Regions from separate parts of the Homo sapiens genome. Here region 2 is linked to region 1. The links are chromatin contacts, found by Hi-C or POLR2A ChIA-PET in ENCODE. All regions are on one chromosome and are shown on one strand. Each heading gives the region's core, a stretch centred on a gene start or an enhancer-like site at or near the end of the contact. The rest is flanking DNA. Distances are from core to core; before and after follow the strand shown. Region 1 overlaps FDX1 (ferredoxin 1). Region 2 has its middle 150 kb from the start of ARHGAP20.

Region 1 (4,549 bases), core at 630-3,129:
ATACTTAGATTCAGTATTCAAGGCTGGGCATGGTGGCTCACGCCTGTAATGCCAGCACTTTGGGAGGCCAAGGCAGGAAGATCTCTTGAGCCCAGGAGTTCAAGACCAGGCTGGGCAATGTGGCAAAACACTGTCTCTACAAAAAATACAAAATTCAGCCAGGTGTGATGGTGCACCTGCAGTCCCAGCTACTCAGGAGGCGGAGTCAGGAGGATCACTTGAGTCCAGGAGGTCGAGGCTGCAGTGAACTGTGATTGCACGACCGCACTTCAGCCTGGGTGACAGAGCAAGATCCTGTCTCAAAAAATTTTTAAAAAGATATTCAGCAAATATTATTGAGTGCCAACTCTGGACAAAGCCTACTCCATGAGGTGACTCAGGTAACCTCATGGAGTACAGTCTTTCAAAAACTAATAATCTAATAAGAAAGATAGCCATTCTCTCTAAAAAGGAAAACTGTTATAAGCATTAACAAAGAGAGGTAGATTTAATATATCATGGGAAAACAGAAGAGAGATAAATTAATTCTGATCTAGAAATGGTTCTTTAAAGGATAATGTGAACAGTGCCTTGAAAGAAGCAGAGTCAGATACGCTCCTTGAACCTTATTCCAGACCAGTGGTTCTCAAACTTGAACATGCATCAAAATCACACAGACAGCTGTTACAACATGCAATGCTGGACCTACCCCAGACTTTGTGACTCAGTAAGTCTGGGGCGGGGGTGGGGGCGGTGGGTGGGGGAGGAGTGTCTGAGAATCTGCATTTCCCAGGTGACACTAATGCTAACGGTCAAGGAAACCCTCTGAGAACTGCTAATCTAAACATGCATTGCTTGAACAAAACTGACAGGTCATATACAGGGTACGCCTGAGGAAGTGTAAAAGGGCAGTTGCAGGAACACAGGCTTTGCACGTGTAGTTAAGGCATATGGTCAGAAGTCTAAAAATGAAAACTTTCTAAATAAATCACTTTCTAGGATAAGTTACCTTTCCTAGGAAGGTGAGCTGACATTCAAGATATTTAAGTACCCCTCTGTGCTATGACATTTATTCTCTCTAACCTGGTATCTTTTAACTCTACTCCCTACCGTCGGCTTTGTATCACACATATAAACAGTAAGGTAATGAGGCCACAGCAGATTTCTGGCCATGACTTATTTAAATGTACAAAGAACAGAACAATGGTGTCACTCTATTATTCTTTATAAACAAGAATATAACACTAACACATCCTGAATGTTAATATTTTACATAGCATGCTATAGGTTAAACTTCTTCAAAAAAAAAAACCACAAAATAAAAATTTGAAACCTAACAGTTTCACTTATGCATTTTAAGAAATGTTTCATACTCACCAAAGCCATCAATATCTAGATTATTTTCAACCACAACATCTAGCAGAGAATCACCAACTTTTCCTTTGGTTGTTAATGTTTCACCATCACGGTTTATAAAGTGGACTGTTATTTTATCTTCTGAGCTGGAAAAAAAAACAGTCCTTTAGTATTTTTAGTAATTTCAAAACATAATTTAAAATAATTGGTTTAAAAGCCTATAAGGCCTCCAGAGTAGATGGGAATACAGGTGCCCAGCACCACGCCTGGCTAATTTTTTTTATTTTTATTTTTTGTAGTGACGGGGTGCCACCATGTTGCTCAAGCTGGTCTCAAATTCCTGGCCTCAAGCCATCTTCTCAACTTGGCCTCCTAAAACTCTGAGATTACAGGCCTGAGCCACCATGCCTAGCCGAAGGTATTTTCTTTTCTTTCCAAAGCTTATTTGGAAATCAAAGGCATATATATCTACCCACCTACCAGGTAATAAGCTCTACTACCTTACAGGAAATGGCAATGACTACCTGGTCAACGCCACCTGGTGGCCTCAGTATATGTCTCCCTAATAGTCACAGTTATAAAACATTTGGCAATTATTATCACTCATGAACTCTATTTTACTCTCATACAAGCCAGTGCAGTAGCTTGCACCTGTAACCCCAGTACTTCGAGAAGCTGAAGTGGGAAGATTGTTTGACGCCAGAAGTTTGAGACCAGCCTGGGCAACATGGCAAGATCCCATCTTTACAAAAAATAAAATAATTAGCCAGGTGTGGTGATGTGATCTGTAGTCCCAGCTAATTGGGAGGCTGAAACGGGAGGATCCCTTGAGCCCAGGAGGAGGAAGAGGCTGCAATGGGATATGATTGCACCACTGCACTCCAGCCTGGGCAACACAGCAAGACCCTGTCATTTAAAAAAGAAAAGGCCAAGTGTGGTGGCTCATACCTGTACTCCTAGCACTTTGGGAGGCCGAGGCAGGGGACTGCTTGAGCCCAGGAGTTTGAGACCAGCCTGAGCAACACAGAGAGACCCTATTGCTACAAAAAATAAAAATAAAAATGAGATGGTTGTAGGTGTATGAAAAATAAAAGGCATGGTGGTATTTGCCCATAGTACCAGCTACTCATGGGGCTGAGGTGGATCACCCGATCCCAGAAGTTCAGGGCTGCAGTGAGCCGTGATTACACCATTGCACTCTAACCTGGGCAACAGCTCAAGGCCCTGTCTCAAAAAAAAAAAAAAAAAAAAAAACAAAAAAAGTCATCACACAGCTCTCTGAAAAACATGAATGTGTCCATAAAAGACTAGACCAGGGTTGTAGTGAGCTTCTAAAAAGCAAATCATGGCCGAGCATGGTGACTCACGCCTGTAATTCCAACACTTTGGGAGGCCAAGGCGGGCGGATTACCTGAGGTCAGAAGTTCAAGACCAGCCTGGCCAACATGGCGAAACCCCGTCTCTACTAAAAATACAAAAATTAGGCATGGTGGTACATGCCTGTAATCCCAGCTACTCGGGAGGCTGAGGCAGGAGAATCGCTTGAACCCGGAAGGCAGAGGTTGCAGTGAGCCGAGATCAAACCACTGCACTCCAGCCCGGGTGGCAGAGTGAAACTCTGTCTCCAAAAAAAAAAAAAAAAAAATCAATAGGGCGATTGCTTTTCCAGTGCTACATAGAATACTACTGCTGAGAGATGTTGTTTAGTAGTTTTCTGCGTATTTGACATCTCATTTCAGTCCACATTGTATACTTACAAATCAAAGGGACTAGAAAAAGTTTATTTGTTTGAATCTGTAAGATAAATACCTCCTTACATGTTTTTTTAAGATAGTATGTTAACTATCAGCTAGCTGACTTAAATTTCCTTCACTTCTCACAAACATCCCTCCAAAATTTGAGAAGCCATTATACTAAAAACTAGATCCTTATTCCTCCACCATTGGTCATTTTAATTTTTACCTCACACTTGAAAAGATTCTCTTCAACTTAAAATAATGAGTTGTTATTCTTATTACTACCAGTAGATGGCAATAGCCCATCAAACAAATCTTTAAGTAAAACTCAGAATTAAATAATTTCAGAGCCATAACTATCTCGAAAGTTATCAAGTCCAGTGATCCCATTTCACAAATGAGGCAACTGAAGCCCCACTGGGATAATGCCCTCCCTAATATTATAACACTGGGAAAAAAAACAGGATTCTATTCATTAAAACTCATCAAAAGGGTGTGTGTGTGTGTACCAGAATGTTCCTCAAAAGGGCCTGCGCTCTCCAACTTCTTTTCACAGCCAAAACATGCTTTAAAACTAGTATTCCCACATATTATTCATAATTTTCAACATGAATAACTGCCATTTTTTTCAAAGTACAATGGCTGAGAATGAAAATACCCTAGAGGCAGGGAGGCCACTTTGGAGGTTATCAAAACAGCATAAACTAATCAGGGACAGAGAATGCAGTGACTTAACAGACATCCAGGAGGTAGACCAAAAGGTTTTAGTGACCATCTACATAAGATAAACTGAAAAGCGGAAAGAAAAACATTGGGATTTCCAGCTCACACAATTAGGTGGTACCATTTAACCTAGGTTTAAGACAGGAACCAAAGGAACTTTGGGGAAGACAGAAATAAGTTGAAGCTTAGACCTGCTGAATTTAATAATGAAAAAGCCAGATGAGAATGTCCAAACACCAGATGGCAATATGGGTATGGGTCTGAGCCCAGCAGAGAAGTCTAGAGATTTGACATCAACGAATGCCTGGTAGCTAAAGCTACAGGAAGCACATTAGAAAGAATTCCATCATTTATACACACTACTGAAAGCCAGAGGTTTCAGCGTTGCTGTTCTTCTGAAGCACTCTAGAGCTAAGCTTACAGCAAAGGAATTCGAAATCTCTTACATCAGCCTCCTCTTCTATAAAATTGGACAACATTAATCTTATAGTTCTGACAATGTATGCAAAATACGTAACACATAGTAGAATTCAACACACACTGATTAATAACTGTTATTTAAAGACCAAGCCCTTTTGCTAAGAAGCCCAACCTGTTGGTCTGTATTAAAGGTAAACAGCCCTACAAAAAACTGCCAAGTAAGAGTATTAACAGGTTTACCAAAGAAGAGGAGAGGAGGCGGAAACGAAAGAAAAATGTAATTCTTAAGTTGAAAGAGTATGGAACCTAAGAGTCAGAAGATGTAGACCCTATGC
Region 2 (4,549 bases), core at 1,179-3,678, 420 kb before region 1:
AGCACAGATGTTTTGCAATTTGACTTGCTGCCTGTGTCTCTGAATGGTTCAAAGAAAAGATATAGTGATATGTTATGGTGCACATTTGTTTTAATATTTGGCTAGAGGTTCTTGATAAATTATTAACTGATCAACATGATGTCGTGTGAAAAGTCTATAAAACAAAATTATGTCTCCACTGAGATAAGTGAGTGGCAAACATGTTATCATTAGCACCGTCTACACATGAACAAAGAATGACAAATTGAAGCAATTCTCCTAGTAACCTCAAGTCCAAAAATCTCTACAACCTGATATATTCACTTGATTGAGGAAGAATTGCTTGAGGCTCCAAAATGTCTAAGTAATTGCCCGTATTTTCTCCCTCACATTAGTTTAGCTGTGTCTGCAAGCACAGATGGTCTGCCCTTTGTTTTACCTTCACTGACTTGGCTGTTTAAGCTTGCCACTCAACTTGGACAAAACAAGACCCCCTGAAGGTTCCTTGGGTCTCTATGAAGAGACAGACACCCTATTAGGTGGCTCCAGTACCCGAATGCTCCTTGCTTTGCTACATATTCCTCTAATGTCCTGTTTTTGGTGTCATGCTAAGATTGTTAAAGAATATGAATTTAAATTTCTATCTGCTCCAAGGAGGTCAGAATTTCAACAGGAATCCAAATCTCGAGTGTAAAGAGGGTGAAGCTCTAACAAGTGAAATTGGGAACTGAGCATATGTCTGAGGTGAAAGAATGTGGACAATCGGAGGGAGTTCAGGCTTGGAGACACTTGGTGAAGTCATCAGAAGGCAGTCTCTAGCCAGCCCACATCTGCCCATGACGCATTTGCTATAAAGGAGCAAAGGCCGGCAAAGGCGTCTCCACTCTGTCACTGCAATGTACCTTGAATGAGGTACAGAACAAACAAGCAAAACCTGAATCCAGTCTAGACAGGAATTTTACATGCTGTCTTCTTTTTATTTATTTATTTATTTTTATTATTATGCTTTAAGTTCTAGGGTACATGTGCACAACGTGCAGGTTTGTTACATATGTATACATGTGCCATGTTGGTGTGCTGCACCCATTAACTCGTCATTTACAGCTGTCTTCTTATATAACATCTAGAGAACATTTATCTTAGTGGTACCAAAATGCTTCCATTCATTGTGTGGCCTGATTTTCTAACTGACTCTAAGCCGTTTACTCTCTTAGCCTCTGGGTTTTGTTTTGTTTTGTCTTTAATGAGGGAGGGGGAACAATTAATGAGATAATAATTATCACCATAAATGTCACTTGAGACAATAAGCTGTACTGTTTATGTGTGTCAGGCTCCTTAGAGGAGAGACACCCAAGAAGCTATTCGTTTAAGACCTTCCTCTTGGCAATTCAACAACTTCTTTTATTGGAGGCCATAAATACCCAGGTTGTATGTTTATATTCAACAGAAATCTTCTGGAGACAGTGTTTCCTAAAGCATTGCTCTTTGGCATGTTGTCGCCAGATATGTCAATAGGTATGCCTAGGAAAGGCCTCCATGGTTCAAGAGGTTTAGTGAATGCTGAAATCCATAACTTCTTAGTGATGTAAAATGCGTGTCAGCAATTAGAGGCTCTGAGAAGTCCTGCAAGAAAGAGAACTATTTGACTTTGAATAACCCAGCTGTTTCCAAACTTTTTTTTGAACACTTATTTTGTACCCTGTGGAACAGTGTCCCAGAGAACACAAGCTTATAAAATGCTGCTTAACTTAGTGGCCCCAATCGGTGGATCATAAATCTTGGTGATAAAGCATGGGGTGCGTGTGGTGGGAGAGTGGGGAGAAAGAATGCAGAACTAGAGATCCATGAAGCCATGTGTTTACCAAGCACTGTTTCTAGACTTAGTAAATAATATAGCTCATAAATACATGGGTGACTATTTTTCTAACATATGAAGATGTTATTATAATTTATTAGATATAAATCCATATAAAAGCACAACAAAAATTTTTAGTAGTTGTTTACTTCTTTTTGAGTCATCAGAAACTAAAATTATAACTATCATGTGGAAGATTTGTAAAGTGGTTTGATGTTAAATGGGTTTTTTGTGCTAAAGGAGAAAAAAAAAAGCAGAAATCATCCTCTTAACCCACAGGAGTGAATCTAATAGTTGGAAATTCAGGCATGGTGCCAGCAGATGGGGAAATTCTGAGAACACAAATTCTGGTTCTTCTCAAATCATAACATGCCGTGCCACCGGGTTACCCATGAGTAACCTGGGTGTGTAGGACCCAGTGCTGTGGATGGAGCTCTTCACATCTCCTTGAGGCCAGGGCTCTGTGGGGTGTTAGCACAGCATGCACAGCGAAACTGATGTTTCTGGATCCCAGCTGTATAAATGAGCTACAATGGCCAGATGTGACCGTCCTGACCCTGTTTGTGTGCAGCATGGACATGCAGCCTCCATGACTCCCCAGGGACCTTGCTGGCTCTGGGATTCTATGACAGCAGACTTCGGCAAGTTGCTCATCGAAAAGTCAGCAGAACTCCCATATAAAAGAAAAATTGTACTCACAGATGCCGCTGTCTCCAAAGAGAGGGCAAATGTGGGTCTATCTGATGAAAGCAAACTCAACAATGTCCTTAATCACAAGGATGATCAGCCTGGTCAGCTGAAAGGGTATGGCTAGCACGATCCAACCTCATCATTACTCTGGAATCATTACAACCCTGATGGTGAGATGATCATGGTGATTATCATAGCATGTAGTTATGCTACTAGCATATTATGTGGCTTGGATCATGTTTTCCCTAGTCCAGCTGATAGACAACATTTAATTTTGTTCTTGGTATAAAAAAAACCATCATTGGTCTGCAGCATTTGGTCTTTTGCAAGCACTCTGGATTAACTGAACTTTAAGAAACATTCACATTTAAATCATACCCCCTCACTCTGAGGTTGAGAATGCAAACTGACCAGGAACACAGCCAGATAAAGCGAGACTTGACTTCTGCTCTTCATGCTGGTGTCCACACCCTGCAGAGGTGGCTAAGCCAGCACACTAACTTCATCTGGGGAATGGAGGCCTGTCACAGGGAATCAGGAACTCTTGGACTCTCAGTTTTCTTAATGACTCAGTGATTGTTGACCTGGAGGAAATCCAGCCCAATAGAGCAACATTTTCTCTAATTCCTAATTTTATTCTTAGCTGCAAGTTTTCGACATTTTTACCTGGGACTCTGGCTCAGAATTATTTGATATCTTTCTTTGTCAGGTCATTTCGCCCCTTTATGTTTTTAAATTGCTCATTTTAGTTTAGTTTCAGGTGATTTTTCTATGCTGCATACTCCAAACCATGGTTCCACATTTTCACTTTTGAATCTTGTTTTAGGGTCCCTTGAGAAATATAACTTTAGATGTATGTGGCTAAGAGTGAAAAGATCAAGGAGTAAAAACAGAACTTTGCATGCTTTAGTGGATTTTAACTTCAAAATTCTTTCAGGAGGAGCACGGATGGCTATTCTTTCTTGGTTTTACCTAGTTTCCATTTTACTCATCTACCAAAAAAGATAATTAACATTTATAACTAAATGTCTTTGGCATGGAGCCAACTAACAATAAGATTGTCTACATAATATAAAGCACCCAGATTAGTACAATATAAACTGGAGAAGTTAAAGAAATGAAAGGAAGGAATTAGTCAATGATTCAAAATTCTTGGCTACATCTGTACAGTGCTAGGCATTTGGAAGGAAAGTGAGCATTCCGGTTAGAACTTAAGATATCTTCAAATATTTAGATTGATTGTAAACAAGTTTTTTAGTTTTAAGTGCTAGGTATTTAGTGGACAATAGTCTTTCATAAAAAAGTTATTATTCACAATCTTGGGAATTACTAATTCACATTCATGGGGCCATTTACCCAAGAGTGACATCATTTTAGATGTAGACCATATGTACATGATACCAAATACTTTCTAAAGGAATTGACCAATTCATTTGGCTTTGTCACCATGTGGGGTCTCATGAAAATGTGTGCTCAAGCAGAGAGTTCTGCTGCACTAAGTAGAAGTTTTCAGATGGAAATATGGTGTTTGACTCTCTGAGGATCTGAATAAACCAGCTAAGCTTATATTAATCCATGCCTTATTTTGTTACTTGTTTCAAAATATGCAGAAAGGGAGAAGAAATGATCTCTTTTAGGCAGTCAGTTTAAAGCATTACTAAGAGAGATGCCTGGAGTGATGAATAAGGAATTACTGGAGGGAGAGAAAATAGGATTATATATGTCCCCTTTAAAAGGTACTTAGAAACTAAGTGAAGAAGAAAGGGCTGGCCCTAGGGGCATTCAAGGATGGTTGGGGAACAGCCTAGCTGAGTACAGTGTCTCCTACACTTATGTTCCACACACTGTTCTCCTCTGGGTGTTGACGGATGTGCTAAGGAAAAAGTGCCCTGTGCTCAAGAAAGTTTGGAAACTGCTCGATTGCACAGAATGAAACAGGTTTCTTTTTTTGCAGGACTTCTCAGAGCCTTTAGTATGCTTATGTGCATTGTAAATTTTTAAGAGAAAAATGTAGTATCAAGTTTT

Evidence for each region. A loop is a pair of places that touch in the nucleus more often than their neighbours do. ChIA-PET counts read pairs that join two places held with the same protein, here RNA polymerase II (POLR2A). Pooled maps may share reads with other maps.
Region 2: a map with no recorded cell type shows a loop between it and region 1 (6-fold over the local background). The contact joins two enhancer-like sites. A Hi-C loop is called at or near these places in 1 of 37 single-sample maps with no recorded cell type and 2 of 50 pooled maps. POLR2A ChIA-PET finds 5 or more read pairs at or near these places in 2 of 52 experiments (Panc1 and activated CD4-positive, alpha-beta T cell).

What each region holds. Positions count from the first base shown.
Region 1 is chr11:110,432,766-110,437,314 of GRCh38, reverse strand. It overlaps FDX1 (ferredoxin 1), which reads right to left. Exons shown (of 4, transcript NM_004109.5): 2 at 1,357-1,481. Among named protein-coding and RNA genes, the nearest start is that of FDX1, 5.1 kb to the right of the region's middle. Within about 2 kb of position 1,879, at least 3 of the 41 ENCODE cell types and tissues checked have a DNase peak (open chromatin) inside an H3K27ac peak, as active enhancers do.
Region 2 is chr11:110,856,475-110,861,023 of GRCh38, reverse strand. No RefSeq gene overlaps it. Among named protein-coding and RNA genes, the nearest start is that of ARHGAP20, 150 kb to the right of the region's middle. Within about 2 kb of position 2,428, at least 5 of the 41 ENCODE cell types and tissues checked have a DNase peak (open chromatin) inside an H3K27ac peak, as active enhancers do.